Regions from separate parts of the Homo sapiens genome. Here all the other regions are linked to region 1. Evidence: read pairs that join two places in POLR2A ChIA-PET (ENCODE). Cell type or tissue: HepG2. All regions are shown on one strand. Links, peaks and the distances in the headings refer to the core of each region. The heading gives the core; the rest is flanking DNA.

The links. ChIA-PET counts read pairs that join two places held together with the same protein. Peaks named below come from ENCODE experiments on the same cell type or tissue, not always from the same donor. Only the 100,000 strongest peaks of a DNase experiment are listed, where the experiment ranks them.
Region 2: POLR2A ChIA-PET joins it to region 1 with 10 read pairs; 19 of 35 experiments call an interaction of 5 or more read pairs at or near these places.
Region 3: POLR2A ChIA-PET joins it to region 1 with 10 read pairs; 18 of 35 experiments call an interaction of 5 or more read pairs at or near these places.
Region 4: POLR2A ChIA-PET joins it to region 1 with 13 read pairs; 24 of 35 experiments call an interaction of 5 or more read pairs at or near these places.
Region 5: POLR2A ChIA-PET joins it to region 1 with 13 read pairs; 17 of 35 experiments call an interaction of 5 or more read pairs at or near these places.
Region 6: POLR2A ChIA-PET joins it to region 1 with 10 read pairs; 13 of 35 experiments call an interaction of 5 or more read pairs at or near these places.

Annotation. Positions count from the first base shown.
Region 1 is chr17:75,032,498-75,037,573 of GRCh38, reverse strand. TRR-CCT1-1 (tRNA-Arg (anticodon CCT) 1-1) reads right to left here and starts at 3,668; the gene lies at 3,596-3,668. TRR-CCT2-1 (tRNA-Arg (anticodon CCT) 2-1) reads left to right here and starts at 3,071; the gene lies at 3,071-3,143. TRR-TCG3-1 (tRNA-Arg (anticodon TCG) 3-1) reads right to left here and starts at 2,461; the gene lies at 2,389-2,461. It also overlaps a transcript of KCTD2 not described here. RefSeq lists silencers at 1,638-1,797, 2,289-2,418, 2,979-3,148 and enhancers at 2,789-2,858, 3,309-3,378, 3,409-3,488, 2,885-3,866. In HepG2, for the core only: CTCF peaks have their summits at 989 and 3,335 (motif pointing right); DNase peaks (open chromatin) are centred at 908, 2,283, 3,113 and 3,573; H3K4me3 peaks cover 3,545 bases.
Region 2 is chr17:75,093,505-75,098,580 of GRCh38, reverse strand. SLC16A5 (solute carrier family 16 member 5) reads right to left here. Exons shown (of 7, transcript NM_004695.4): 3 at 4,746-4,992; 4 at 400-543. The coding sequence starts at 4,944. Among named protein-coding and RNA genes, the nearest start is that of SLC16A5, 8.1 kb to the right of the region's middle. RefSeq lists enhancers at 4,231-4,803, 4,804-5,076. In HepG2, for the core only: no CTCF peak of the experiment used is centred there; a DNase peak (open chromatin) is centred at 2,230; H3K27me3 peaks cover 1,097 bases.
Region 3 is chr17:75,107,719-75,112,342 of GRCh38, reverse strand. ARMC7 (armadillo repeat containing 7) reads right to left here and starts at 2,374. Exons shown (of 3, transcript NM_024585.4): 1 at 1,964-2,374; 2 at 1,737-1,880. The coding sequence starts at 2,054. It also overlaps a transcript of SLC16A5 not described here. RefSeq lists a silencer at 2,304-2,383. In HepG2, for the core only: a CTCF peak has its summit at 2,335; a DNase peak (open chromatin) is centred at 2,452; H3K4me3 peaks cover 1,692 bases; H3K27me3 peaks cover 273 bases.
Region 4 is chr17:74,969,569-74,974,644 of GRCh38, reverse strand. HID1 (HID1 domain containing) reads left to right here and starts at 1,886. Exons shown (of 19, transcript NM_030630.3): 1 at 1,886-2,054. The coding sequence starts at 1,989. HID1-AS1 (HID1 antisense RNA 1) reads right to left here and starts at 3,956. Exons shown (of 3, transcript NR_110878.1): 1 at 3,853-3,956; 2 at 1-77. RefSeq lists a silencer at 1,822-1,931. In HepG2, for the core only: no CTCF peak of the experiment used is centred there; a DNase peak (open chromatin) is centred at 2,484; H3K4me3 peaks cover 1,753 bases; H3K27me3 peaks cover 2,755 bases.
Region 5 is chr17:74,959,340-74,964,415 of GRCh38, reverse strand. It overlaps HID1 (HID1 domain containing), which reads left to right. Exons shown (of 19, transcript NM_030630.3): 3 at 506-676; 4 at 1,335-1,451; 5 at 2,076-2,182; 6 at 2,427-2,543; 7 at 4,168-4,390; 8 at 4,479-4,535. Among named protein-coding and RNA genes, the nearest start is that of HID1-AS1, 8.8 kb to the left of the region's middle. RefSeq lists enhancers at 617-1,117, 3,629-3,898, 3,909-3,978 and a silencer at 3,408-3,702. In HepG2, for the core only: CTCF peaks have their summits at 492, 2,648 (motif pointing left) and 3,573 (motif pointing right); DNase peaks (open chromatin) are centred at 2,645 and 3,495.
Region 6 is chr17:75,169,645-75,174,720 of GRCh38, reverse strand. All of the region lies in intron 3 of SUMO2 (small ubiquitin like modifier 2), which reads left to right. Among named protein-coding and RNA genes, the nearest start is that of SUMO2, 11 kb to the left of the region's middle. In HepG2, for the core only: a CTCF peak has its summit at 2,750 (motif pointing right); a DNase peak (open chromatin) is centred at 2,710.

The DNA of each region.
Region 1 (5,076 bases), core at 695-4,694:
AACCCAATTGCTGATTTTAGATTGTTTACTGTCTTGAGAATTTAATTTTCTCATTTACAAATATCAGGATTGTAATGAGAATTAAATGAGATAACCTGGGAAGTTTCTAGGTAAGAAAGTAAGCAAAGGCTGACTTGATGTGGCTTAAATCCTGTAGGAAAAGTCTGCATGGTCTACGCAGGGGAGACTTGTGACATTTCTGCCATTTCTTTTTTTTTTTTTTTTTTTCTGATATGGAATCTTGCTTTGTCGCCCAGGCTGGAGTGCAGTGGCACGATTTCTGCTCATTGCAACCTTTGCCTCCCGGGTTCACACCATTCTCCTGCCTCAGCCTCCAGAGTAGCTGGGAGTACAGGCGCCCGCCACCACGCCCCGCTCATTTTTTGTATTTTTAGTAGAGACGGGGTTTCATCGTGTTAGGCAGGACGGTCTCGATCTCCTGACCTCGTGATCTGCCCGCCTTGGCCTCCCAAAGTGCTGGGGTTTCAGGCGTGAGCCACCGCACCTGGCCCATTTTTGCAGGCGGAGTATATTGGAGAAGAGCAACAATGCCTGACAACCCTCGAGAAATCAGCGTAGTCTTAACATAAGCAGAGGAGAGCCTGGGTGCATGGCTCCTGATTGGTAGGAGTAAGGCCGGGTTGAAGATGAAAGGCAGCGGAGGGGCGGAGTCTACTCCCCCCAAAACTGCTTGAGTCAACAAGAAGACTGGGCAGAGATGAGGAGCGGTAGCTGTGCAAGGCCTTTAATGTGCGTAACAGAAGTACCACACCCTTCCCCTGCGAGACTGCAGTCACTGAACTGGCACTCAGCCATCCCGCTGAGGATCTGAGGATGCAGACGACAGCCAAGTGAAAGCGCAGGGATGTGAGAAAAAATGCAGTTTACTTGGAGCATAGTTAGAGCTCGCGCTGTTCAAGGAGAGCACCGCTGAGCCCCGTGAAGGTGTTGGGATGTGAAGGGGGCAACCCCAGCATTAGGGGGAGCCCTTTGGGAGATTCCCTGTGCTAAATAACAGTGAACAAACAACTGGGAACAGGCTCAGCTAAAGGCACGTGGGTGGGAAGGGGGTACTTTTATTTTTTATGCCCTCTTGGATTGTTCAGCATTTTTGCGTTGTACATGCATTAATTTTACATTAAAAAGGTAATTGGGCAGGGCGCGGTGGCTCACGCCTGTAATCACAACACTTCGGGAGGCCGAGGTGAGCGGATCACTAGGTCAGGAAATTGAGACCATCCTGGCTAACACGGTGAAACCCCGTCTATACTAAAAATACAAAAAATTAGCCAGTGTGGTGGCGGGCGCCTGTAGCCCCAGCTTGTTTGTCTGCTGCAGACAAAACTCCATTCCCTGGCCGGGCCCAGTGGCTCACGCCTGTAATCTCAACACTTTGGGAGGATGAGGCAGGAGAATGGCGTGAACCCAGGAGGTGGAGCTTGAAGTGAGCCGAGATCACGCTACTGCACTCCACCCTGGGTGACAGAGCGAGACTCCGTCTCAGGGAAGAAGAAAAAGAAAAAAAAAATTAGCATTTATTCTCCCCTATGTCCAAGTACACTTGCACACACATGCATCCTGACACCCTCTTCCTCCAAGCACAGAGTAGTGGGGTGGTGGGTGCCGTGTGAGTGTGGACAGAGCCCACTAGCAGGACTGAGGCCACAGAGTTGGGCAGCACCCCCACTGCCCTTGAGGCTAGGGACTGGAGTTTTTTGTTTGTTTGTTTGTTTGTTTGTTTTGAGACGGCTTTCGCTCTGTTGCCCAGGCTGGAGTGCAGTGGCGCGATCACGGCTCACTGCAACCTCGGCCTCCTGGATTCAAGCGATTCTCCTGCTGCCTCCGCCTCCTGAGTAGCTGGGTTTACAGGCGCGTGCCACCACGATTGGCCGGCTAATTTTTGTATTTTTGTATTTTTAGTAGAGACGGGGTTTCACCATGTTGGTCAGGCGGGTCTCGAACTTTGACCTCGTGATCCGCCCGCCTCAGCCTCCCAAAGTGTTGGGATTACAGGCGTGAGCCATTGGGCCCGGCCAGAGACTGGAGTTTTGTCTGCTGTTTAACTTCATAACGATAGACTGAAACATAACCCGCTCCGTGTCATTTGCTTGTGGGATTGTAGCTTGTAGAGCACGTTTACGAGGCGAATGTTTGGATGTTGAACTCGTTCCAGGTACCAGCTCAAGAGAGACAACAAGAAATGGGGCCCTACTTACCCTGGCTGCATAATGACGCCATAACCGGAAGCGTCCCGGGATGCAAAGCCTGATTGGACAGAAGCAGCTCCCCAGCTTCGGATCCCGGGAGCCGCGGTGTGGAGGGATTGGGAGGCGTTTCTGGGTCTAAAACAAGGGAGGGAAGATTATAGTTGCAGGGATTAAAACGTTCCGACCACGAAGGGACTCGAACCCTCAATCTTCTGATCCGAAGTCAGACGCCTTATCCATTAGGCCACGCGGTCTCCGGCTGCAGCTACCTCCTAGAGAGGCCAATTTGATGGCCATTAAACGCTCCGGCGTGCCGCAGCTTCACTGCTCGCACCCTGGCCGCCTGTTGAGCGAAGCGCTCACCCTTCCTCTGGCCCCAGCCGCCCGCCTAGTCACCCCCGAGCGGAGCGGCACCTGGACTAGTCTCTGAGCCTCCCTGGGAATTGCGACCGCGTGGCCTAAGGGATGAGGCGTCTGACGTCAGATCATAAGATTGAGGGTTCCTTTGTGGTCGGGCTCTTTTGGAGCGAGCAGCCCTTGCCCGAATCCCAGCATAGTTTGAGGGTTTGTTCTTCCCTCCGCCCTCGTCCATCCCTATTCCTCCCAGCTATGCTCCACCGGCCTCTGCGCTCGCCGAGCACTTCTTCTCGGGGTTACAGGGCACCGCGGGCTCCTGGTCCCCGCGCGTCGTCACCGCATGGAGCTCTTGTGTAGCCCGGTGGGGACGCCGCGCCCAGCCAGCGGTTCATCCTGTCGTCCCCATGGCTTCTCAGGCTTGGAGCGCGGTGACCCACAGCAGGGCCGTGTTTGGGCACTATGGTTGAACACCTATCAAGGAGCACGTGGGTTTAGCGTCTTACCGCGCCCCAGTGGCCTAATGGATAAGGCACTGGCCTCCTAAGCCAGGGATTGTGGGTTCGAGTCCCACCTGGGGTGTCGAGAGGGGCTGTGCTCGCAAGGTTTCTTTTGGTGCCGGCAGCCAGAGACCTCAGAATCCACCACCACCTGCCCGCTACCTGCTTGCCTCTGCCCTGTTTGCGCCCCTCGCCTTCTCTTGCAGGACCCTCTGTTTGCAGTCGCGGTGGTCATTTACCTCTGGTTCTCCGGGGCTGCCCCGCCAGGTGGAGCTGGGGTGTCCTGGGAACCCTTTGGGCAACTTTATTCTTACGAGTTTCCCCAGCTTCGAAATTGTGGGGCCCTACCCGGACGAAAGCTGTTCATTCAAGGGCTTGGCAAGACCCGAGCTTACCGGCTTTAGGCGCTTGGAGGAGGTGGCTCCTCCTCAACACGTTGCACGGGAGTCGAACTAGAGACCAAGGTCGATTCCAGCATCCCTGAGAAGGGAAGAGAAAAGAAATAAAAAATTCCGTAAAAGGAACTTTCACCTCTACCCCAGGTGGGACTCGAACCCACAATCCCTGGCTTAGGAGGCCAGTGCCTTATCCATTAGGCCACTGGGGCTTGGGGCACGTGGCCGTGCCATCCCTTCCCCTCATAAGCGAGTGTCCCCTTTTCCTAGAGAAGGCCTGACAGAGGCGCGATCCATGGAGTGGGTCCGTCCCTGCCGCGCGCACTTTTGGTGAGCGGGCGGGAAGATACCGCGGTGCGCAGGGACCTGCCCCCATCCTTACTTAGCGAGCACCAGCCCCCAGCCCCCGGCACTGGGACGCCCCATGGAGCCCCGAGGGTCCGCTTGGTGGTTGCCTGGACACCCGGACCATGGGGTATGAAGACTGAGGTTTGGAGGAGTTTCCTTCCTACCGCCCTGAGCCTTGCTGTCCGCCTCTACAGAACTGATAAAAAATCCAGGAATTTTAGGAAAAAGTAGCGTAGGAAGTGAAGGAGAACAGACAAGTATTAATCATGAATATTGAAACATAAACACTGAAAATCTTGCTTATCATGAGGGAATGTACAACCAGGGGGAACAAGTTCTTCCAGTTGTAATAGTAGAAATATATATATACTAGATACTACAAGTATAGATAGAAAGGAAAATCAGCCAAGTAGATATTTCACCCTAATTCTAACAAAGAATAAGCACATTTTAAAATGTTACACACATTTAAAATCCATTATTAAAGGCTACAGACCGGGTGCGGTGGCTCACGCCTGTAATCCCAGCATCCCAGCACTTTGGGAGGGTGAGGTGGGGGGATTGCTTGAGCCCAGGAGTTCAAAACCAGCCTGGGCAACATAGCGAGATGCAGTCTCATTTGAAAAAAAGAAAAAAAAGAAAAAAAATTATTAAATAAAAGTCTACTCACATCCGAAGGATTTAACAGAAGAAGTTCAGCCAAGGGCAGCGTCGGTTACCATTGTGCTTCTCTTGGGACCTTGCCAATCTGCCCCAGCATCGCAGGGCAAAGGAGACTTGGGGACATTCTTTTCTGTTTCTCTCCAAAATGTAGAGTCTGCAGAAACCTGTCTCCTCCCCTTAATAGCAGCAAGAAGGATTTAACCCACTTGGCTCCAGTTTACTGCCTTGAGGATGCCCCCCTTTAAGTTAACTAACTTGTCCGTTGCTGGGATCCAGCACTCTGCCCCAGGGCCAACCTGCAGGGATGCCTTCTCTGCTTTCCTGCTGCCGCCCTCTAGCTAGGCATGTTCCCCCAACCCGCCCGCCCGGGGCTCAGCCTTGCCTTGCTCAGCTGTTCCTATTCGTCCCCAGGGTCCTCTTGTCTCCCTGGGTCTTGGATCTTACAGCTCTAACCTCACTCCCAGCTCCAGGTTTCCATTCCCTCTCCTGGGCATCACCACTGGGCACCCCTCCTCGAAGGCAAAACCACACTGATCAGCTGTCCTCCCAAGGCCACTCCCCTTCATGACGTTGCTGTGTGAGTGCACAGCATCATCCATGTCACACCCC
Region 2 (5,076 bases), core at 594-4,593, 61 kb before region 1:
AGCACTTTGTTTTTTGTGTTTTTGAGATGGGGTCTTGCTCTGTTGCCCAGGCTGGAGTACAGTGGTGCGATCTTGGCTCACTGCAACCTCCACTTCCCGGGCGATTCTCCTGCCTCAGCCTCGAGTAGCTGGGACTACAGGGGCCCGCCACCAAGCCTGGCTAATTTTTGTATTTTTTTTAGTATAGACAGGGTTTCACCATGTTGGCCGGGCTAGTCTCGAACCCCTGACCTCAGGTGATCTGCCCGCCTCAGCCTCCCAAAGTGCTGGGATAACAGGTGTGAGCCACCGCACCCAGCCAGCAGTTCCAGAAGATTAAGAGGCCTGCCTGCCCTGTCCACTTGTGCCTGGCACTTTCTAGCAGGTGCCTATAAATTCTGGAGATGAAGTGATAGTCACCTGTGATGAATCCTGCTGTGAAGTAGAGCTGGCTGAGGTTGTGAGAGAAGGAGCTGGCCACCATGCCCAGGCTGGCCAGCACGCCCCCCAGCATCACGGTCACTCGGCAGCCGAAGCGTCCCACCAGGATGCTGCACAGGGGCCCTGTGGGAGAAGACAGCCAGCAGGTAGCAGCTGAATGAGGAGGTGGCGGGAGAGGAGGAGAGTGGCTGGAGAGGGCAGTTCCAGCTGGAACTAGCCAGGTGGTTTCAAGGGCACGAGCAGGCCTGGATTCTGATACCCACCTGCCATGGACTGGCCATGTGGCCTGAGCAAAGCCTGATCCCTCTCCGTGCCTCAATTTTTTCCCCTACAAAGTGAGGATTCAGAATGGGCGATGTTTGACCCTGATGAGGATTCCCTGAAAGGTGGAGCAAGACCCTGAACTACACAGACCTGAGGCTGCTCATTCTATCCGGGTGAAACAGGATTGGTTCATGAGTTTACCTCCCCCACTTCGCTGGGGGTCTGTTGGTGGGAGGAGTCGGGGCAGTGTTCCAGGACATCTAGACTACAGTGTGCACCTTCAGATCCTGTTTTACCTGCCCCATCCCCACACCCAACATCCTCAGGAAGACTGGCTAGATCCCTCCCACCCTCCCACCACCTTCCCAGCCCTACAGCTGAGGGGAACCCTGGGCCCCTCTGCGCCTCCTTGCACTGGCCTCTGCAGACAATCAGGCAGGGTAGGTTCTCCCCTCCCACACCACCTCCAGCACCACCAAAGTCTGCACCTAGAGGTTTGGCTCAATGTGGAGGGGGGCCTGTTCCTTGCCTGGCTCCCAGCTGCTTTCTCACCAATCCACACCCCAAAAAAATAGAAAAGAGCTGCAGACTGCTCCTTGGCACCTCACAGGGGCCCCATTCACCCAAGCACATGTGGAGCTTCTCTAACTTACTCTCCGAGAGTGCAACTAAAGGGACAGGGAAGTGTGTGCGCATGAGATGCTTGTGTGTGTCTGCGGTGGAGGGGGGATGTGTGGTGTGAGCCAGTGTGAGTATAAAAGTGACAGAGTAGGCTGGGTGTGGTGGCTCACGCCTGTAATCCCAGTACTTTGGGAGGCCGAGGTGGGTGGATCACTTAAGGTCAGGAGTTCGAGACCAGCCTGACCAACATGGTGAAACCCCATCTCTACTAAAAATACAAAAATTAGCCAGGCATGGTGGTGCGTGCCTGTAATCCCAGCTACTTGGGAGGCTGAGGCAGGAGAATCGCTTGAACCTGGGAGGCAGAACCCGATGCGCTCCATCCTGGGCGACAGAGTGAAACTACATCTCAAAAAAAAAAAAAAAAAAAAAAAGTGATGGAGTGGCCATGCGTGGTGGCTCACGCCTGTAATCCCAGCACTTTGGGAGGCCGAGGCAGGTGGATCGCCTGAAGTCAGGAGTTCGAGACCAGCCTGGCTAACATGGTAAAACCCCATCTCTACTAAAAATACAAAAATTAGCCAGGTGTGGTGGCGCATGCCTGTAATTCCAAGCTACTAGGGAGGCTGAGGCAGGAGAATCGCTTGAACCCGGGAGGTGGAGGTTGCAGTGAGCCGAGACTGTGCCACTACACTCCAGCCTGGGTGAGAGAGGGAGGCTCCATCTCCGAAAAAAAAAAAAAAGAAAAAAGCAAGTGACAGACTAAGTGAGCAGCCCGTCGCAGACATAATCAAGCAGAGGCTGGTGGCCCGGCGTCTCTGCCCCTGTAGAGGGGGAGGTGGCTCTGGAGAGGACTGACCCACAGAGCTTCCTCACGCCAGAGACTCTGGCCTGACTTAGGGAAGTTGACATTGGGGAAAGCCCTTAGTCACAGGGGTGGGGGTGGGGACTGGGCTGCAGGCCAGAGCTGCATAGCTGAGGGTGGTGTGGCCGGGCGGGACACAGGGTGTTTCCTCTGCCGTGAACTCACTCTTCAGCCTTGGGCAGGTCTTGTGTTCTGTGCCTGCTTGCTTTCCTTACCTCTAAAAGGCGTAGGTAGGGGCAGGGGCACTTGAAAGGATCAGTGAAAGTATCCATGATTCATCGTGTTTAAAAATTTCTACAATACTGTGGTCAGGTGCCGTGGCTCATGTCTGTAATCCCAGCATTTTGAGAGGCCCAGGCAGGTAGATCACTTGAGCCCAGGAGTTTGAGACCAGCCTGAGCAACATAGTGAGACCCCGTCTCTACAAAAAGTAAAAAAATTAGCTGGGTATGGTCTGGGCGTGGTGGCTCACACCTGTAATCCCAGCACTTTGGGAGGCCAAGGCCAGCAGATCATGAGGTCAGGAGATCGAGACCATCCTGGCTAACACGGTGAAACCCCGTCTCTACTAAAAATACAAAAAATTAGCCAGGCATGGTGGTGCGCACCTGTAGTCCCAGCTACTCAGGAGGCTGAGGCAGGAGAATCGCTTGAACCTGGAAGGCGGAGGTTACAGCGAGCTGAGATTGCACCACTGCACTCCAGCCTGGGCAACAGAGCGAGACTCCATCTAAAAAAAAAAAAAATTAGCTGGGTGTGGTGGTGCACACCTGTGGTCCCAGCTACTCGGGAGGCTGAGGTGGCAGGATCGCTTGAGCTTGAGAGGTTAAGGCTGCAATAGGCTGTGATCATGCCACTGCACTCCAGCCCAGGTGACAGAGTGAGACTCTGTCTCAAAAATAAGCAAATAAATAAATAAACATAAAATAAAATGTCTACAGTACTCTGAATGAGCACGGGCTCATACACGTGTATGTGTACATGAGAGAGATGGCCAGCCAGGAATCCCATGCTGATGGAGATGCTGAGATGCCTGCTGGGGGTGGTGAGCCGCAAGTCAGCTGGGGAGTAGGTTCCCCGCCGGGTGCCCGGTTCCTAGCCCCTGGCCCAGGAACCCTGCTCTGCCTGTGTGAGAAGCAGCCCTCTGGGATTCCCACTCCCTGCCCCAACCCTGCAGGCCAGAGGCCATGTGGCAGATTCAGAGCTCACCCAGGAGGGTGGCGCTTTCTCCGAGCCTCACCTCCCTCCCAGTTTGAGGGCAGGACCTGGAATAATAGGCAGGCTGCTGGTGGCAAGTGGAGGGAGTAGCCAGGAGGTAGCCGGGGAGATGGGCAGCTGCGGCCAGCAGACACACGCCTGCAGAGGCCTGTGGGCCATCAGCTCGGGCTGCTGTCCACCGGGCCCCTCCGAGGCCGGGGTCTCTGCAGTCTCCCTGGAGAGCTCCCAGGAGCTGAGGGCAGGTCCCTGTGTCCACGGCGACTGCAGAGAACCCTCCCTCTGCCCTGCTCCCAACGCTGGGGTCAGGGTGAGGCAGTCACACTCCTGGAAAAGCCAGCCAGGAACATGGGCCTCTGAGGCCTATGGTGACAGAGCCAGGAGAAGGGGCAGACAGGGGCTGCCTTCCTCCCTCACCCCCACTTAGCAACCTCCTCTCTGCAGGGAGTCCCGGGAGAGCTGGGGCTCCTGCCTTGTCCCCCTCTTGTTCCTGGTGTCTTTTTTTTTTTTTGAGACAGTTTCACTCTTGTTGCCCAGGCTGGAGTGCAATGGCACCATCTCAGCTCACCGCAACCTCTGCCTCCTGGGTTCAAGAGATTCTCCTGCCTCAGCCTCCTGAGTAGCTGGGATTACAGGCACCCGCCACCACGCCCAGCTAATTTTGTATTTTCAGTAGAGACAGGGTTTCTCCATGTTGGTCAGGCTGGTCTCAAACTCCCGACCTCAGGTGATCTGACCGCCTCGGCCTCCCAAAGTGCTGGGATTACAGGCGTAAGCCATCGCGCCCGGCCATTCCTGGTGTCTTCCTTGCGTCCCCTTTCCTATCCTGAAGCCACTCCCTGCCCTAGTGAGGGTCTCCAAAATATTAATAATTCACAGCCGCATACATTTCCCAGCTCCCAGCACCTCCAGGGAAGACAGTGGTCTTCCCTGCTATTCCATGTGGGAGCTGGGCAGGATGCCGGGCATCACCCTCAGATTGCAGAGGAAGCAACCGAGGTTCAGAGAGACCAGCCAGCTGGAAAGCAGGAGAGTCTTGGTGGGCTGGCCCCAGCGCTCTTCCCAGCCTGGCACTGAGCGCCCCAGCACACCTACGCCTGTGTCGGAATGGATCCCACAGAAAGGACGCAAGGCTCCGCCTGGCTTTGCAACCCAGGCACCTCCCCACTCTCTCCCCGGCTCCAGCCCAGTCCAGCTGGATTCCAGCCAGGGGCCCCTGGTGAAATCTGGTGAAACCTTAGGAATTCACCCAGGAGGCAAAGCCTGTGGCCTCAGAGAGAGGGAATCAGAAGGCCAGGGAGGTTGTGGCTTCCCCGCAACCCCTAGGACTTTCTCATCGGCCCCTCCCTAGGCCGCTCACCTGCCATGTGGAGCACAGCCGTGAGGATGGAGGGGAACCAAGAGGTCTCGCTGTTGCTGGCCTGGAACTCCCATTGCAATTCAGTGAAGAAGATGCCGATACACGTGGGGAAGCCCAGGGTGAGGCCCTGGGTCACCATGGTGGCCAGCAGCACCACCCAGGCCCAGCTGCCATCTGCACGCTCCAGGGCCTGGGGCATCCTCTGCTGCCGACGCTGCCACGGCCTCACTGCCAATGTGGCTGCTGCCTGGGGAGGGGACAGAATGGAGCCTGGTGGTCAGCAGGCTGTCCGTCTCTCCTGGCCCACCTGCCACCTTCTCTGGGCAGCTAA
Region 3 (4,624 bases), core at 625-4,624, 75 kb before region 1:
CCTCTTGAGTATCTGGGACTACAGGTGGGCACTGCATTGCTTGAAAAAGGAATTTTTGTTTGTTCTCAAAATTTTGTTTGCTTCAAACTATTTCCCACGGCCTAGATCTAAACTCCTGCAAGCTCTGGTGCCACTGAACTCTCTAAACTCTTTTTGTGCCATTCTCCACTTCACTGCAACGATCCTCCCACATCAGCCTTCCGTCTGGCTCCTTCCTGTTTTAAGGCCTTTGCCCATGCTGTGTCCCGGCTAAAATGCCTTTCTCATGATGGCCAAAACTGAAGTAACCCCCACCTTCCACTGCTGTCTCTCATCACCCCATTTACTTCCTTCTGAGCATCATCTTTTTTGTTTGCTAACCACCTGTCCCCCCTACTAGAATGTAAGCTCCTGAGGGGCAAAGACCTTTCCCTAAGCTGTTCACCATACTCCAGCATTTAGAGCAGTAGCTTGCATATACGGTACACGCGCAATAAATATCTACCCAGTGAATAACTCAATAGGTCTTAAGATCATAACAACTACAGAAGCCATAAGTTACAGACTGCAAGCCATCTCTGCTTCTCTTGATATGAAAACACTAAATATGAGTTATTTTTGTTTTTGAGACAGATTCTCGTTTTGTCACCCAGGCTGGAGTACAGTGGCCCAATCCCAGCTCACTGCAGCCTTGACCTCCCAGGCTTAAGCAATCCTCCCACCTCAGCCTCCTGAGTAGCTGGGACACCACGCCAGACTAATTTTTTTTTTTTTTTTTTTAAAGCAGAGATGGGGTTTTGTCATGTTGCCCAGGCTGGTCTTGAACTCCGGAACTCAAGTGATCTCCCTGCTTCGGCCTCACAAAGTGCTGAGATTAAAGGTGTGAGCCACCTCACCCGCCTGAAATTGCTTTTTTTTTTGAGACAGAGTCTCACTGTTGCCCAGGCTGGGGTGCGGTGGTGCCATCTTGGCTCACTACAACCTCTGCCTACCGGGTTCAAGCGATTCTCCTGCCTCAGCCTCCCAAGTAGCTGGGATTACAGGCGCCCACCACCATGCCCGGCTAATTTTTGTATTTTTAGTTAGAGATGGGGTTTCACCATGTTGGCCAGGCTGATCTTGAACTCCTGACCTCAGGTGATCCGCCCACCTCAGCCTCCCAAAGTGCTGGTGCTGGTATTACAGGTGTGTGCCACCGCGCCCGGCTACAAAACTGCTCTTTTTAAAACATATTTTTTTGAGACATGGTCTCACTCTGTCGCCCAGGCTGGAGTGCAGTAGCACAATCTCAGCTCACTTCGGCCTCTGCCTCCCAGACTCAAGCAATACCTCCTGCTTCAGTCTCCAGAGTAGCTGGGCCTACAGGTGCACACCACTGTGTGCGGCTTTTTTTTTTTTTTTTTTTTTTTTGAGACGGGGTCTCACTCTTGTCCCCGAGGCTGTGGTGCAGTGGCACGATCTCAGCTCACTGCAACATTTGCCTCCTGGGTTCAAGCTTCTCCTGCCTCAGGCTCACTAGTAGCTGGGATTACAGGCACTCTCCACCACGTCTAGCTAATTTTTGTACGAGACGGGGTTTCGCCATGTGGGCCAGGCTGGTCTCGAACTCATGACCTCAGGTGATCCGCCCGCCTTAGCTTCCCAAACTGCTGGGATTACAGGTGTGAGCCACCACGCCCGGCCCCAAGGACTCACTTCTAATTCACTTATCTCACCCTGGCCCATTTAGGCATCTAGGGAACGGGCCCCGCCCTTACCAATAGCAAACTCCACCAGGGTCTCATTCTCCTCCGACAGCGAATCGAGAAATAAATCCAGGACCTGCAGCTGCCGCAGATACTCGTAGTTGCTGGGGTCATAAGCGAAGTTGGCGAGGTTGGCGAGGACTTGCTCCTTGGCGTCTGCAACGGGAAAGCGGCACTGAAGCCAGGTCCGGGCGGCGGTCACAGCGGACCCTGCCACCTGATCCCACCGTGGCTCTCACCTTGGCTTTGGGTCTCCTGGAATTCCGTGACCAGCGCCTGCAGGTATCCCAGCCGCCCGACGTGGGGGTCCACCTTCGGCTTCTGGGCCATGGCCGCGGTGACGGAGGACCCCCAGGGACGGGCGGGAGGGTGGGAAAGGTGCAGGGGGAAAGCCGAGCGAGACCCTCACCCGCTCTCCACCTGTCTGGAGAGGGAAGAGGGGGTCGGCAAATGGGTTTCTTTCCTGGGTTCAGATTCTGCAGTAATTTGCAGCTGGAAATGGGATATGGGAGATGGGACGGGGTCTCAGAATCCTGTAGGAGTTGCGTTTGAAAATCGAAATTGGGGCGCGGGAGACAGGGAACCGTCTACTGGTTGGGGCTCGCGGAGGGGGCACTGGCGCACCGTCCCCGGCTCCTGGGCTCGGTTCCGGGCTCCCGGCGGAAGCCGCGCTGTCCCTACCCCCGAAGGGGCGGGGCCGTCGCCGAACTCCTTGGCGCGCGTGCGCGGCGCGCTTCTGGTTTTCTGGATGCCGAAGCTCTTTAGCCTGTGCTGGAACCAGCGGCGAGCGGCTTCGCTGAGGCAGGTGCAGGCGTGGGTGGGTGTACTGCGAGGAGCAGCCTGGCCTCCCGTATCCCATGTCCAGATGCAAATTACTGCAAAATCTGAACGCAAGAAAGAAACCCACTTGCCGCCCCCGCCAACAGATGGGCGAGTGAGGGCCTCGCTCGGCTTTCCCGCCCCACCTTTCCCACTCTCCCGCCGGTCCCCCGGGGTCCTCCGCCGTCCCGACATGGCCCAGAAGCCGAAAATGAGACACCCATGTCGGGTGGCTGGAATTCCGCCAGGAGCAACTCAGGAGCGCAGCAGAGTCTGGCAGCACCCATGTTGGAGGACGTCGAGGCAGAAGCACCTCCAGGGTCCCCACGGCTGGCGGGGGCGCGGCCCATCCTCCTTGACCAGGACGCCCCTTTGGAGCGCGGGCGTCAGCTCCTTACGCCCCCCATCAGTCCTTTGCCCCTTTTGCAAAAAGCCTAGCGACCCCGACCCGCCCTCCATCCCAGCCCCGAGGTGGGTCCGCCACCTCTGGACAGAAATCAAAGGGTACTGGGTCATGTCCTGGTGCTTTTTGTCAGCCGGGTGGATGGCGCGCGCCCGGGGCAGCACGGGGGAGCCCGAGGAGGAGCCTTGATTGTGGCGCTTTCGGGGCTTTCTGGATGCTGAAGCCCTTCGGCCGATTCCTTCTCGGAGATTATCAGGAAGCGGGTGTGTGATAGATTGCTCGTGGTTACAGGAAACAAAGCACCAGGGAAGGAGGTGGTCTAGCCACACTCCCATCGCATTTGACAACGTAGGGGTAGAGGTGGCTTAGGCTGTGAGTGTCCTGAGAGTGCAAAAGTTGTTAATCTAAATGGAGTCACTTGTGTTAAAAAACAGAACAAAAAAACCCGGACACAGCCCAAGAAACCCATGACAAGAGGGTTCTCGTGCATAAATACCTGATAATGAAAACTATCACAAAGACTCTGCAAAAACCACAACCTTGCACAAAGGGCGTCACAACCTTGCACAAAACATACTTTTGAATGGCCATCTGCCCAGCAACCGCTTGTCCAACCTTGAGCGGTCACCCTTGTTATTAATCCTTCTACCTAAGGATAAATATTTCAAAACAATTATGTAATCCTATTTTTTCCCTTAAAGCCTGTCTTCCTTTACCTCCCTGAATACCCATATAGTTTACTATGGCATGGATACTACCATTGCAATGCCCTATGCCCAAATAGATATCATTTTCTTTGAGAGAGCCTCTCTGTTATTTAGGCTGACAAAGGCAAGGACCATTATCTTAAGCCCTGGGCCCGGATGAAGGCAGAGTGGCCGTCACACTCCAGCCAGCTGCAGCCCCATTGGAAGCAGGCCTCACCTCTGAGGTTTCAGGTCCTTGTGGTCAGCCCCTGCCCTATGTACACCCTCTGAGGCAGGAGTTTCTAACTTAGTCTGGGTACCTAGGCCCCAGGACCCTCACCAAAGCCCTTTGGCTTCTCTTGGGAGCCTCTGCAGCCTGGGAAGTGCATCTTACCCCTAGGTGCCCAAGGGGTTTCTCTGCCTCTTGCTGGACAGAGCAGCAAATAGGAGCCCAGAAACAGGGAGGATGGAAGTAAGCTCCATCCCTCCCTGCCCAGGAACTGCCCCAGACCTTCTCTAGAGGTTCGCAGGCAATCAGCTAGATGGGGATTGCTGAATCAGATGGGCCACCCCATCTTCCCTCATTGGTCTTCTCCCTTTTTTTCTTTTTGAGATGGAGTCTCGCTCTGTCGCCAGGCTGGAGTACAGTGGTGCGATCTCGGCTCACTACAACCTCCGCCTCAGATTCAAGTGATTCTCCTGCCTCAGCCTCCCGAGTAGCTGGGATTACAGGCACGCACCACTGCACCCAGCTAATTTTTGTATTTTTTTTCTGAGACAGTGTCTCGCTCTGTCACCCGGGTTGGAGTGCAGTGGTGCGATCTCAGCTCACTGGAAGCTCCGCCTCCCAGGTTCACGCCATTCTCCTGCCTCAGCCTCCTGAATAGCTGGGACTACAGGCACCCGCCACGACGCCCGGCTAATGTTTGTATTTTTAATAGAGACGAGGTTTCACCGTGTTAGCCAGGATGGTCTCGATCTCCTGACCTCGT
Region 4 (5,076 bases), core at 706-4,705, 63 kb after region 1:
CTTCGGGAGGCTGAGGTGGGAGGATCCCTTGAGGCCAGGAGTTGGGGATTAGCTTGGGCAATGTAGCAAGATCCTGTCTATACAAAAAATGAAAAAAAAAATTAGCTGGGCATGGTGGTGTGCACCTGTAGTCCTAACTACTCAGCAGGCTGAGGCAGGAGGATTGCTTGAGTCCCAGCATTCGAGGCTGCAATGAGCTATGATTGCACCACTGCACTCCAGCATGGGCAACAGAGTGAAACCTCGTCTGCAAAATGCATGCATGCATGCATGAATGAATGAATGAATAAATAAATAAATAATAGGGCTGGGCATGGTGGCTCACACCTGTAATCCCAGCACTTTGGGAGGCTGAGGCAGGCGGATCATTTGAGGTCAGGAGTTCAAGACCAGCCTGGACAACATGGTGAAACTCTATCTCTACTAAAAACAAAAAAAAATTAGCTGGGGGTGGTGGCGGGCCCCTGTAGACCCAGCTACTCGGGCGGCTGAGGCAAGAGAATTGCTTGAACCCAGGAGGTGGAGTTTGCAGTGAGCTGAGATTGTGCCACTGCACTCCAGCCTGGGTGGGCGACAGAGCGAAACTCCATCTCAAAAAATAAAAAATAAAAAAGCATCCAAGATTTCCAGAAGCTTCCAGACATAGCTTGCAAAATGATGTTGTGGAAAAAGCGCAGCCTCATTTGGATGAGCTCCTTACTACCTGTGTGGCTTTGGGCAAGTAATTGCTTTAAGCCTCATTTTCCCCAAGTGTAAAATGGGGATAAAATAATACCTCAGAGGTAGCTATTAGAGATATCGTCATTGTCGTCTTGTTTTGATTCCCCCCCCCCCCCCGAGATGGAGTCTTGCTCTGTCGCCCAGGCTGGAGTGCAGTGGCGTGATCTCGGCTCACTGCAACCTTTGCCTCCCAGGTTTAAGCAATTCTGCTACTTCAGCCTCCAGAGTAGCTGGGATTACAGGCGTGCGCCACTAAGCCCAGCTAATTTTTGTATTTTTAGTAGAGACGGGGTTTCACCATGTTGGCCAGGCTGGTCTCGAACTCCTGACCTCGTGATCCGCCTGCCTCGGCCTCCCAAAGTGTTGGGATTACAGGCGTTAGCCACCGCACCCGGCCTTGTTTTGATGATTAATCTGCCTCTATTACAGGCTTATTTGGCTGTACCCTGGCCGCTTCTTTCCTTATCCCTCTCCCTAGCTGCTCGCCATAAAGAGCAGGCTGTACTACTTATGTCCGCTGTGTCCGTCCATGACACAGAGTTGGCAAATACCAGACCCTCAGCACATTTGTTGAAATGGATGAATCTCAAAGGATTCTCTGGGAATCTGGTGGCTAGAGAGGGGTCGGGACCGCGAGGGACTCTCGCGCTCAGCAAGGCGAGGAGCTGCTTTCCTGGAGTATGGAAACTGAGTCAGCGCCTCCCTCCCTCATAACCAAGGGCCTGCGGGACTGTCTGAACACGTGGGTTTGACAGGTCAGAAAAAGGGAGAACCAAGAGAGTGGATGCTCAGAAAACATGAATGGGAAAGACAGACTGAGAAGGAGGAAAGTGGGATGGAGAGGGCCAGCTGAGACGTGGGCCAGGAGCCGGAGCGGAGATGAAGGGTGAGGACCGGGGCGGGGGACGAGCTGCGAGGAGGGTTTTGGGCCCTGGGGACTGCGTGGTAGCAGCGGAGGCGGGTACAATGCTCCGACGCAGAAGGAAGAGCGTCGAGGCTCCGGGTGGGACCTGAGAAGGCACCCGGCGTGCGGCGGCGCTGGGTTGGAACCGCCGACTCCGCGGGTCTTCGGCGGCGGGCGCTGCAGGTGCAGGAGGCGGAGCCACGCGGGGGCGGGGCCTGTCGGGGCGGGGCCGACGAGGGCCGGGGGCGGGGCGCGCCGCTTGTCTCCTGCGAGAGCCGCGGGGGCCGCGGAGCTGGAGCCGGAGCTGAAGCCGGAGCCGGGTTGGAGTCTGGGCGGGGGCCGGGCCGGAGCGGGCTCCAGAGACATGGGGTCGACCGACTCCAAGCTGAACTTCCGGAAGGCGGTGATCCAGCTCACCACCAAGACGCAGGTGCGCCACGGGGGCCCCGGCGTCCCCATCCACCTGCCGGGCTGGGGGCTGGGCAGGGCCGGGGGTACGCGAACTTGGCTCGTCGGGAGATGGGGGGACGGGCGGGCCCCGAGCGTAACGCCAAGGCCAGCGCCGGAACGGGACCCCGCGGCCTGTACCTGGAAGCTCCATCCCCTGGCCCTAGTCCCCCACCCTCAGCCTCCTCTCCTGGGAACACCCCTCTCCCCGAAGCCGCTGCTGCCACCTTAGGCTGACGTGTGCCTACTCCCCGAGCCGGCGACACAGCTGTCCGCCCCCTGTCCCGCCCCGCGGCGTCCCCAGCTTCGCATCTCCAGCCTCCCGCCGCCCCCACCCACCCATCCACCGTCCGCTCCCCTCCCTGCCCCTCATTGCCCGCGGGTCCCGGACGCACAGTCCCTGTTGACTCAATGCAAACAAAGCCTGGCTGGCGTCCGCCCGGGTCGGAGAAACAGCTGGTGTGCGCGGCAGCGGCCTCGCTGGGCCCTGGTCGATGCCCGTGGGCAGGGAAGGCCCAGGTCTTCCTGGGAACACGCAAAGAGTGGCGGGCAGCGAGGCAGCCTGGTGGGGGGCCCTGTCCCCAGGCCTACTGAGCACAGCCTCCCAGCTGGGGACCTCTCCAGGGGCCTTCCCCGAGGCCCTGCAAGGGAAAGGCTGTTAGCCTGTGTGCTCTGTTCTCTGGCTCAGGGATGGGGACCCGCAGGATGGCCCTCAGTCAGCTGGTGAGGGGCCTAAGGACCCTCCAGCCTAGTCCATGCTCATAACTCTCCTGTGAGTCCACAAGTGGCCCAATAGCCACCTCCTTATACCACCTGGCCCCAGCAAGACTGCTTCTCTGCCCACCCCTTCTCTCCTGGCTTTTTGAATCAGGCCACCGTGGCCACAGAGATGCTCGGCCCTGACTCCCCATGTCCCCCATTTTCAGGGGACACAGGACCTGCTGCCATCTGGGATCTTCCTCTTTCCTGGCCCCCCCACCTCCTGCTCTCCAGGGCTCTCTCTTGCTGCTGGAGGTTAGAGTGGGATGGAGGAAGCCAGCTCCCACAGCCAGCTGGTCACAGCTCCAGGGGCCAGACCTTGCTCCCTCACCCCTTTCCCCACCCTGGAAGGGTCAAATGTGCAGCAAATGCCCAGGGCCTCTGGAGAGTCCAACCCCGGCTGAAAGGCTCTTGATAGAAACCAGACCGCACTTCTCTCCATTCCCTACGGCTCCTGGGTCGTTCTGGAGCTTGGCTTTTTTAGGATGGGGTTTTCGTTCTGTGGGTGGCAGGGAAGGTGGCAAGTGGGCTAGCCCCTCAGTGTAGGGCTGCAGGGAGAGGAGTGGGGAGGCAGGGAGGAAGGGAGGCTCCCATGTTTACCTGCCTGGGGAAGAAACTCCTTGTTGGAGGATTGCACTGTGGGCTCGGCAGCTGGGGTCCTTTGCCAGGCCAGTGGGGCCAGCTCAGCAGAGTACCAAAGGCTCTGGAGTGGCCTAGATTCCTACCTGCTCAGGCCTTTTCCCCAAAATACTGTGTCCCTCTGTCTTTCCCTGGCTACAGCCCTATGATGGGCCACTTGAGATGGTGCTGTTCTGTTTCCCAGCTGAGTAGGCTTGGAATAGAACCTGGATAGGCTGGAGATCAGACCAGCCTTCTGGAGAGCACTGGGTCCTGTAGGCGGACGGGGGCCTGGGCTGCCCGGGGGGAGAGGCCTTCAGAGGCTGAAGCCTTGGACTCTGTGTAAGTGACCTGACTTGGGTAGCTTGGGTGTGAGGATCAGAACCCAGATGATCATCACTGACCTTACCACTTGGAGTCCCCAAGGAGATTCAGGCCAGTTGTCCATAGGATGATATGTGGTTCCAGGCTCTTACAGGGTGTGGCTTGGGCAGTAGACAGGCAGAACTAGCCCCTTTTCCTGTGGCCTGGGCCTGTATCCCTGCTGCTCCACCTTCCTCGCCTTCCTGCCCTGCATCCTGTTTTCTTCCTGCCCCATGGTCCAGTCCTGGGTCAGGCCTGACCCTGGTCCTAAGAGCCAGCCGCTTTGGCTGTGTTTCCTGGTGCTTCCTCATAGTAGGTGGGGCTCTGGAGGGAGACAGTCCCAGACCTGGAACCCTCTCCCAGATCCTGCCTGTTTGGAATTCTCTGCTGCAGGCCAGATGAACCTGGCGGGTGCATATTTACATGTGTATACATGTATGTGCATGGGAATGCATGGTGACACAGTCCTCTAGAGCAGGCTTAGCAGGCTTGAGGACTAGGGGACCTTCCCCCTGCACACCCTGAGAGTCAAAAGATACAACTGCTCCCCCAGGTCTGAGTGGGGGTCTAGTCCGAGCAGGGGCCTGGAAAAGCTGGGTTAAGAATATCTGATTTTGGGCCGGGTGTGGTGGCTCATGCCTGTAATCCCAGCACTTTGGGAGGCTGAGGTGGGAGGATCACCTGAGGTCAGGAGTTCGAGACCAGCCTGAGCGACATGGAGAAACCTCGTCTCTACTAAAAATACAAAAATTAGCCAGGCGTGGTGGAACATGCCTGTATTCCCAGCTACTCGGGAGGCTGAGGCAGTAGAATCGCTTGACCCCAGGATGCAGAGGTTGCGGTGAGCTGAGATCATGCTTCTAGCTTGGGCAACAAGAGCGAAACTCTGCCTCAAAAAAAAAAAAAAAAAAGAAAAAAGAAAAATCTGATTTTGGCCAGGCGTGGTGGCTCATGGCTGTAATCCCAGCACTTTGGGAGGTGGAGGCAGGAGGATCGCTTGAGCCCAGGAGTTTGAGACCAGCCTGGGCAACACAGCAAGACCCTATCTCTAAAAAATAAAAAAAATTAGCTGGGCTGGGTGGGGTGCGCCTGTAGTCCCAGCCACTCAGGAGGCTGAGGCAGGAAGATCACTTGAGCCCAGGAGTTCAAGGTTACGGTGAGCTATGATTGTGCCACTGCACTCCAGTCTGGGCAACGGAGCAAGACCCTGACTCAAAAACAAACAAAAGAAAAAGAATAAGGGGAGAAGAATACCTGGATTTTTA
Region 5 (5,076 bases), core at 357-4,356, 73 kb after region 1:
CATCCAGGGCCTCCCGCCCCACAGGGGCAGGCAGCCCTGTGGCCTCACTCAGCTCTTCCACTTCTCTGTGGTTCTCTTTGCTGGGCGTTGGGACCACGGCAGCCGTCATTTATGGGGGAGTCCTCCAGGCCACATCTGACTGAGCACCTTCCACAGATCAGTTCATTTAGCTCCCTCTGTGGGGTGGGTACTGCCAGGGTCGCCAGTTTACAGATAGGGAAACTGAGGCTGGGAGACTCACTTAGCAAGGCCTCAGCCATCCAGTGGCTAGCTGGGCCCTGGCTGTCCTGATGCTCCAAGCTGCTCTGGCCTGTGTCCCAGTCCCCCAAGGCTGGCCGACCCCAACTCCAGGTGGCTCCTCTGCCTGTGGCCCCACTGTCTCTCCTCTGCAGCCTGGGTGCCCCCCCTGACCCTCCTCTGCAGCCTGGGTGCCCACCCTGACCCCAAGTGCCAGGGTCCTTTCCCCACCTTCCAGCCTGCCCTCTGCTCCTGCCTGCCCCCACAGGCCGTTGAGAAGCTGGTGCAGGGAGCTGAGAGTGGCTGCCACTCGGAGAAGGAGAAGCAGATCGTCCTGAACTGCAGCCGGCTGCTCACCCGCGTGCTGCCCTACATCTTTGAGGACCCCGACTGGAGGGGCTTCTTCTGGTCCACAGTGCCCGGGGCAGGGCGAGGAGGGGTCTGTGGGCCTGGCCAGGGCTGGGTGGGAGGCAGAGTTGGCGTCACAGGGAGAGCGCCCTTTAGGGCCGGCCATGCTCCTCCAAGCCTCTTCTGGGATTTGGGAAGTACAGGGGTGGGGCCAGTGGGTGCTGCTGAGGGATGGTGTTCAATGCCACCTCCTTGGGCCCTCAGTTCCCCTCCCATGGGGGTTTCTGTGCCCACAGTCTGGAGGAAGTAGGGTATGGAGAGAAGCTGAGAGCCAGGGGTCACTGGGCAGAGGTGGAGGCAGAGGAGCTGGGCCCTCTGAGGGCCGGAGAGGGACCACACTGTCCTCTCTCCCCCACACCACCTGCCCTGGGTTTATGTCCAGGTGAGGTGCTGAGGGATGCAACACAGTGATTCCTAGCAGGGCTGAGACTCTTGATGTTGGGGTCACCGCCCGGCCCCCTCCAGTCAGTAGGGGAGGTTCCCTCGCTGTTCCCGGCCCGGCTCCCTGCTGTGCCCCACTTCTGCCTTGGGAGGTTTGGGGCAACCAGGAGTCCACTTCCTGTCCCTTCATTCCTCTGCCCATGGGTGCCCGCCTGGGCTCAGCCCCTGTCCTCCACCACCCCCAAGCCCTGGGCCACCTCTTCCTGGCCAGCTATCACTGAGGCAGCCTGTGGGTGCTGTGTCCCCAGCAGGGAGAAGAGGATGATGAGCATGCCAGGCCCCTGGCCGAGTCCCTGCTCCTGGCCATTGCTGACCTGCTCTTCTGCCCGGACTTCACGGTTCAGAGCCACCGGAGGAGCACTGTGGTGAGTGTCCCCCAGCCCCCCACCCCCAGGCGGAGTAGGCTCTGGTCCTGGGTTGGGGCCGGGCCAGTTGAAGTTCCCTTGGGCGGATTGCACTGGGGGCCGGGGGGCTCCAGGAGAGCTGAGCTGCCTGGCACATGTAGGCCTGGGTGGCAGCTGGTACAGCTGAGGGAAGCCAGCTGGGGCTGGCCCTGCCCGCTGCGTTCGGATGGCTGGGCACAGACACCCATTGTCTTTGCTTGCCCAGGGGTGTGGGGCTCAGACACAGGAGGGCTGGCCCTCTTGCTTCCTGTGGTGGCATGGACTTCACCTTGAGTCTTCTCTGCCCACCCCCAAACCCGGGGCACCCAATCCCCTGCCCCTCCCTCCCTTTCTCCCTGTCCCAAACTGGACTGAGCAAGTGAAAGAACCAGTCTGAGATGGAAGAAAAATGAGCTTTCAAGAGGCCTAAGAATATTCACTCCTGCTCTTGTGCATGAGGGCCAGGCCATTTTGAGGACCTGTCTTTAGGAGAACTGGCGGTCTCTGCCCCTGGGACTGTGTGAGGCTCGAGGTGGCCAGGTTCTGACCCAGGCTGCTGTTCACCTCTCGACCCCCTAACCCGGCTTCTTCCTGGCCTGTCCCCAGGACTCGGCAGAGGACGTCCACTCCCTGGACAGCTGTGAATACATCTGGGAGGCTGGTGTGGGCTTCGCTCACTCCCCCCAGCCTAACTACATCCACGATATGAACCGGTGAGCTTCGCCCAGGCCCGGAGCCCTCAATGCAGCTGGACCCCGGGCCGGGCCCCCGCACAGCTCAGAAAGCCCATGGGGTCTTCCCAGAAGACCGTCCTCACCTATGACCCGACCTTGACCTTACAGGGGTCAACGGGAGTAACTTCCTTCCATGGACCTGGGCTGGGGCGCTGGGCTGGGTGGGCAGAACCTCCAAGAGGGGACTGGGATCCTAAGGTGCCCTCCCCCTTCCTCCTACAAGGATGGAGCTGCTGAAACTGCTGCTGACATGCTTCTCCGAGGCCATGTACCTGCCCCCAGCTCCGGAAAGTGGCAGCACCAACCCATGGGTTCAGTTCTTTTGTTCCACGGAGAACAGGTGAAGGGCCCTTGGCCTTTCTGCGCTCTCTTCCCTCTTATTCCAGGCAATCCAGAGCTGAGTCCATTCGCCAGCTCTGGGTCTCGTTTGAGGGGAGGTGCTGCCCCCTGGTGGTGATGAACTTTAACTTACCAGCCACACCTCACACTAGCCCCGTCTCTCCTTGGAGTCCTCGACAGGACAGAATCTGGGGGCCCCTCAGTAATCCGTCCCTGGGTCCTCCATCAAGAGCCGCCTGTCCAGTAGAAATAGAATGCAAACCACGAGTGCAATTTTAAAATTAAAAAAGTTAAAAAGTAAAATTGGGCCAGGCGCGGTGGCTCACACCTGTAATCCCAGCACTTTGGGAGGCCAACGTGGGCAGATTACCTGAGGTCAGGAGTTTCAGACCAGCCTGGCCAACATGGTGAAACCGTATCTCTACTAAAAATACAAAAATTAGCCAGGCTTGGTGGCGGGTGCCTGTAATCCCAGCTACTCGGGAGGCTGAGGCACGAGAATCGCTTGAACCCGGGAGGCGGAGGTTGCAGTGAGCCGAGATTGCGCCACTGCGCTCCAGCCTGGGTGACAGAGTGAGACTCTGTTTCCAAAAAAAAAAATAAATAAATACAATAATTAATAATATATTTCATATAACCCAATATACCCCAAACTTTAGCATTTAACATGGAATCAGTATACAACATTACTGAGCTGTTTGACATCCCCCTTTTCATACTAAGTTTTCAAAATCCAGTGTGTATTTGTCTTGGTTCCGATCAGCCACATTCCAAGGGCTCGACAGCTCCTTGTGGCTTGAGGCTGCTGTGTGGGACTCTGCAGCTTAGAGACCGGGTCGGGGAGTGTGTGACAAATACCTCGAAGGGCAGGGAGGCCCAGCCCACATGGGGCACTCATGGACTGTGGGGGACACGTGAGCACGGGGTGGGGGGAGGGTGTCACACGTGCCACGTGGCAGAGTTGAGTATTTGAGCAGGTAGCTCCCACTGGGAGCTGTGTTGGCTGCATAGGGTCTGTGCCCGGCAGGTGGCGGTCGACCTCCGCCTTCCAGACTCTGGTCCCTACATGACACGCCTTATTCTTCAGGTTTCCTAGCCTTCTGTTCAACCTTCCACCCTACTCCAGAAGAGAAGGGAGCCAGGCGACCCCCTCCACCAGCCACAGTCCGAGGCTGGCCAGAGTTTTCTTTCTCACCAGCCTTATCAGGCAAACTGCCACCCTTTGTCCCTCACTTAACCTCTCTGGGTCTCAGCTTCCTCATCTGTAAGCTGAGCAGCTTGAACCCTGACATCTCTTGAGTCTGAGTGGAGTCATTCTGTGGCTTGGGAGCTGGTTGGCTGAGCGTGGGCTCTGCTCCCTGAGGGGAAGCCCACCTTCTCCACAGGCCTCCATTCCCATCTCTGAGGACCCAAGGGAGGGTATCTGCCCCTTAAGACCCTAAGGGGTATGAATGTGTCCTAATCATGGCTCTGGGCTTCCCACACCCACTCTTTCCAAGCCACTCCCTGACGTGGTGCTAAAATGCTTGTTGAATGAGGCTGACCTTCCCACGTGGCCAGAGAGGTGTGGCCAGGGGGCTGGGCCCCAGTGCAGCCTCTGCAGCCTTGTCCCTCTCCTGCTGCAGACATGCCCTGCCCCTCTTCACCTCCCTCCTCAACACCGTGTGTGCCTATGACCCTGTGGGCTACGGGATCCCCTACAACCACCTGCTCTTCTCTGACTACCGGGAACCCCTGGTGGAGGAGGCTGCCCAGGTGCTCATTGTCACTTTGGACCACGACAGTGCCAGCAGTGCCAGCCCCACTGTGGACGGCACCACCACTGGCACCGCCATGGATGATGCCGATGTAAGGATGGGAGCATGGAAGGGACAGCTGCCGGGGCCACGGGTTGTGGGGAGGACGCCTGCTCACCAGGGGCTTCTCCTCTTGGCAGCCTCCAGGCCCTGAGAACCTGTTTGTGAACTACCTGTCCCGCATCCATCGTGAGGAGGCAAGTCCAGTCCCCACAGTGGCTTTGCAGGGTGCAGGGGGATGCAAGTGAGACAGGGATATGGGGGATCCTGACCCCTCCATGAAGGAACCATGCTCTCTGTGGGCTGGGGCCACCCTAGGTGAAATAGTGGCAGGACTGTGAGGGTTTCAAGATGCAGGAAGGGCTGATGGCCTCACCTGGGTAGAGGTAACTGGGAAGGCCTCTAGGAGGAGGTGGCTGATGTCATTTCAGAGGTGGTGGGGACAAAAGGGGAATGACAGTGGACAAGGGCTTCAGGCCAAGCAGTCCCAGTTCATGTGTCTTGTGATCTTGGTGGGAAGGTGCTTGAACTCCCAGAGTTCTAACTTCTGCAGCTAAAACACAGGACCCTAGCTGCCTTCTCACCCCAGCTAGTGGCAGGCCTCAGTAAATGACAGAACAGTGGAATGCTCCTCGAGTTGTGATGGGGTGATGGGGGAGTATTTTGGGGAGGGGTAGAAGGATGGAACCTGCCAACCATGAGTCCAAGGTGGGCAGGGACAAGGTTGAGGGTGTGCAT
Region 6 (5,076 bases), core at 510-4,509, 140 kb before region 1:
CCATTTGTAATTCTTTGAACAGCTGTGTTTATGAATTTGAACGTTTAGACACTGGAGTATAAGTTCTTGTAGAGTTCAGAGCTTTGGGAAGTATGACCAGAGGGGAACAGAAAGGAAAATAGGAATAGGCTCAGGAAATGCCAATGGTTTTTATTCATTTATTTTTAATTTTCATTTTAATTATTTTTTTAGGGACAGGGCCTCTCTGTTGCCCGGGTTGAAGTGTAGTGGCCTCATTATAGCTCACTGCAGCCTTGGCCTCCCAAAGTGATGGGATTATAGGCACGAATCAATGTGCCCAACCCCACCAGTGGTTTGTGTTTGTTTTTTGTGACGGAATCTCACTCCATCGCCCAGGCTTGAGTACAGTGTCACGATCTTGGGTCATGGCAGCCCTCGCCTGCCATGCTTAAGCAATTCTCCTGCCTCAGCCTCCCAGAGTAGCTGGGATTACAGGCATGCACCACCATGCCTGGCTAATTTTTGTATTTTTGGTAGGGATGGGGTTTCACCATGTTGGCCAGGCTGGTCTTGAACTGCTGACCACAAGTAATCCGCCCGCCTTGGCCTCCCAAAGTGTTGGGATTGACAGGTGTGAGCCACCGCACCCAGCCAAATCCTCACCATTTTAGTTCTACATGCTGAATTGAAATTCTCTTTTACGTGTCTTCATGAACAAAAAGGAACTAATAGCCCTAATTGCCACGTCCCATAGCTTTGTTTGACAGGGAGAGCCCCTGATAATAGGAGATTTTCCAGATCCTTACTACAAAACGTGATGCTCTCTGATCCTTTAACTCTTTATGTACCACTTCATTTTGTTCTGTCACTTTCTGTAGGATCAGCTGGATTGTCTTCTGTGGCAGAAGCTCTTTGTTTCTTTTTACCCTTTCAAAGTTCCATTAAATACTTCCAGTTTTGTCCTAGCAGGGTGGCTCATGAGAGCCATTTTCAAGATTACAAAGTGCTTGTAATGCCAGCACTGTGACGCCAAGGTGGGCGGAGCACTTGAGTCCAGGATTTCAAGACCAGCCTGGGCAACATGGCAAAACCCTCTCTTTACAAAAAAATACAAAAATTAGCCAGGGAGCAGTGGTACGTGCCTGTAGTACCAGCTACTTCTTAGGGTGAGGTGGAAGGATTGCTTGAGCCCAGGAAGTGGAGGCTGCCGTCACCCAAGATGGTACCACTGCACACCAGCCTGGGTGACAAAGTGAGGCCCTCTCTCAAAAAAAAAAAAAAATGACTTCCAGTCTTGTCCTGACTTGGTGGCTCACACCTGTAGTCCTATCACTTTAGGAAACTGACACTGGCAGGAGGGTTGCTTGAGGCCAGGAGTTTAAGACCAGTCTGGGCAATATAGCAAGACCTGGTCTCTACAGGAAAGAAAAAGAGCTGGGCATGGTAGCATGTGTCTGTAGTCCCAGCTTCTTGGGAAGTTTAGTGGGAGGGGTGCTTGAGTCCAGGAGTTTCAGGCCGCAGTGAGTTATGATCATACTACTGCACTCCAGCCTGGGCGATAGAGCAAAACTCTGTCTCAAAAATAGAAGACTTACAGTTTCTGAAACATATTTTACAATGTTGTGATAGTAGAAATTTAAATTGGATCCCATGTACTTTTGAATTTCAACTTTATCACCCAGTAAAAACTAGAAAGTGATAAATGTGGCATGAAGCAGCACATCCAGATTGTAGTTTTGTTGATAATCTTTGAAAATTGGAAAAGCCCCTGAGTTGTACTGAAAAGAAGAATATTTTGAAGACATTTCAACTGGTGACAGTCTCTCAAAAGGAATTACGGGCCAGGTGCACTTGTTCACACCTGTCATCCTAGCACTTCAGGAGGCTGAGGCAGGCAGATTGCTTGAGGTCAGGAGTTTGAGACCAGCCTGGACAATATGGTGAAACCCCGTGTCTGCCAAAAAATACAAAAATTAGCCAGGCATCGCCGGGCGCAGTGGCTCATGCCTGTGATCCCAGCACTTTGGGAGGCCGAGGTGGGCGGATCACCTGAGGTTGGGAGTTTGAGACCACTCCGACCAACATGGAGAAACCCCGTCTCTACTAAAAATACAAAATTAGCTGGGTGTGGTGGCCTGTAATCCCAGCTGCTCGGGAGGCTGAGGCAGGAGAATCGCTTGAACCCAGGAGGCAGAGGTTGCAGTGAGCCGGAGATCACGCCATTGCACTCGAGCATGGGTAACGAGCGAAACTCAAAAAAAAAAAAAAAAAATTTAGCCAGGCATGATGGTGCACGCCTGTAGTCCCAGCTACTCAGGAGGCTGAGGCAGGAGAATCACCTGAACCCGAGAGGCGGAGATTAAAGTCAGCAGAGATAGTGCCACTGCACTCCAGCCTGGGTAACAGCCCCTGTCTCAAAAAAAAAAAAAAAAAAGTCTGGGTACAGTAGCTCACGACTGTAATCCTAGCACTTTGGGAGGCCAAGGCAAGTTGATCACCTGAGGTCAGCAGTTCAAGACCAGCCTGGCCAACATGGCGAAACTACCCCGTCTCTACTAAAAATACAAAAATTAGCCGGGCATGGTGGTGCTCACCTGTAATCCCATCCCAGCTACTCGGGAGATTGAGCCAGGAGAATCTGGGCGGGGGAAAGGTGTCAGACAGTCGAGGTTGCAGTGAGCGCGGAGGTCATGCCACTTCACTCTAGCTTGGGTGAAAGAGTGAAACCCTGTCAAAAAAAAAAAAAAAGGCGCAATTATGGTATGTAGCCACAAGGAGGAGCTAAATTCTATTGATAAATGAGGCTGGTACAGGAACCTCATTTTTTAAAGGCATTTACAGTTTCACTGTAAAACTTCACATTTGGATAATTTTGTTTTAGTAGATAGATGACAGGCTTGTTTGGTTTTAAAAGAAATAGTAAAAAGTATCTATTGTGCTGTACTCTCAGTTATTAGAATGTATTTCCTGTCTTTAAGCCCTCCTTACCCACCACTAAAACGGGATTATCTGCTATAGTAGTTACAAATATTAAACAAGGAGTTATTTGTTTGGATCCGTGACCTTGAGGCATTTTAAAATCTTCAGGTTGAATTTGCAATTCATTTTACTTCATTTTGAAGAATTTGGAATTGATTCGTTTTAGAATTATTCTCCCAATATTTGTTAGATAGCAGGATTGTGATAAATTAAAACATCTTAGCAGGCCTCCTGCCTCCCCAGCTTTTTTTTATTTTTTTATTTTTCGAGACGGAGTTTTGCCCTGTCTCCCAGACTGGAGTGCAGTGGCGTGATCTCAGCTCACTGCAACCTCTGCTTCCTGGGTTCAAGCGATTCTCCTGCCTCAGCTTCCCGAGTAGCTGGGATTACAGGCGCCCACCATGATGCCTGGCTAATTTTGTTTTTATTTTATTTGTTTATGTTGTTTTTATTTTATTTTCTGTATTGACGGAGTCAGTACAAAATTAGCTGGGCATGATGGCGCATGCCTGTAATCCCAGCTACTTGGGAGGCTGAGGCAGGAGAATTGCTTGACCCGGGAGGCAGAGGTTGCAGTGAGCCAAGATTGCGCCATTGCACTCCACCCTGGGCAACAACAGCGAAACTCCATCGCAAGAAAAAATAGAAAAACACAAATGTAGTCATACAATAAGCTGCTTTGCTCCTTGGGGTGTACTTTTTTTTTTTTTTAACTGCCCCTTACAGAGCATGGCTAACTTATATAGTCAGTGCACCGAGTTGGCTGCTGCTTAGTTTTAAAATTGTGTTTTTAGCCTAACACTGTATCTACTGTATCTTAAAGATATTTTCATTTCTGTACATGAAAATCTTATTTTTTAACGGCTATATGGTATTTAATATCTGAGCATACTATGTTTTATTAATTTGGGTTTTTTTTTTTTTTTTTTGAGACCTGGAGTCTCGCACTGTCACCCAGGCTGGAGTGCAGTGGCGTGATCTCAGCTCACTATAACCTCCACCTCCCAGGTTCAAGTGATTCTCCTGCCTCAGCCTCCTGAGTGGCTGGGATTACAGGCACCTGCCACCATGCCCAGCTAATTTTTTGTATTTTTAGTAGAGACGGGGTTTCACTATGTTGGCCAGGCTGGTCTCGAATGACTGACCTTGTGAGCCACCACGCCTGCCGTGGGTTTTTTGTTTTGGTGTTTTTTGTTTTTGTTTTTGTTTTTTGAGACAGAGTCTTGCTCTGTTGCCAGGCTGGAGTGCAGTGGGGCAATCACAGCTCACTGTAACCTCCACTTCACGGGTTCAAGTGATTCTCCTGCCTCAGCCTCCCGAGTAGCTGGGACTACAGGCGTGCGCAACCACACCCAGCTAATTTTTGTATTTTTGGTAGAAACAGGGTTTCACCATGTTGGCCAGGATGGGTTTGACCTGTTGACCTGGTGATCCGCCCACCTTGGCCTCCCAAAGTGTTGGGATTATAGGCGTGAGCCCCGGCGCCCAGCCTAATTTGGGTTTTTATTGAGATTTGTTTTCAGTCTTTGCTAAGCAGTGCAGCGAGATTCTTTAAACATATCACCCTTCTGTGGGCCCTCGACACAGACATATTCAGCTTTCATTTATTTAATTTTTTTGAGACAGTTTCTTGTCACATGCAATGGCATGATCTTGGCTCACTGCAACCTCCACCTCCTGGGTTCAAGTGATTCTCCTGCCTCAGCCTCCCAAGTAGCTGGGATTACAGGCGTGCAGGCGTGCGCCACCACGCCCAGCTAATTTTTTTGTTTTGTTTTTTGTATTTTTAGTAGAGACTGGGTTTCACCATTTTGGCCAGGCTGGTCTTGAACTCCCGACCTCAGGTGATCTGCCTGCCTCGGCCTCCCAAAGTGTTGAGATTACAGGTGTGAGCTGCCACACCCGCCCCCCCCCACCTTTTTTTTTTTTTTTGAGACCAAGTCTCACTCTGTCACCGGTGTTGGAGTCCAGTGGCACAATCTTGGCTCACCACAACCTCTGCTTCCTGGGTTCAAGCGATTCTCCTGCCTCAGCCTCCCGAATAGCTGGGATTACGGGCACATGCCACCATGCCCGGCTAATTTAAAAAATATTTTTAGGCCGGGTGCAGTGGTTCACGCCTATAATCCCAGCATT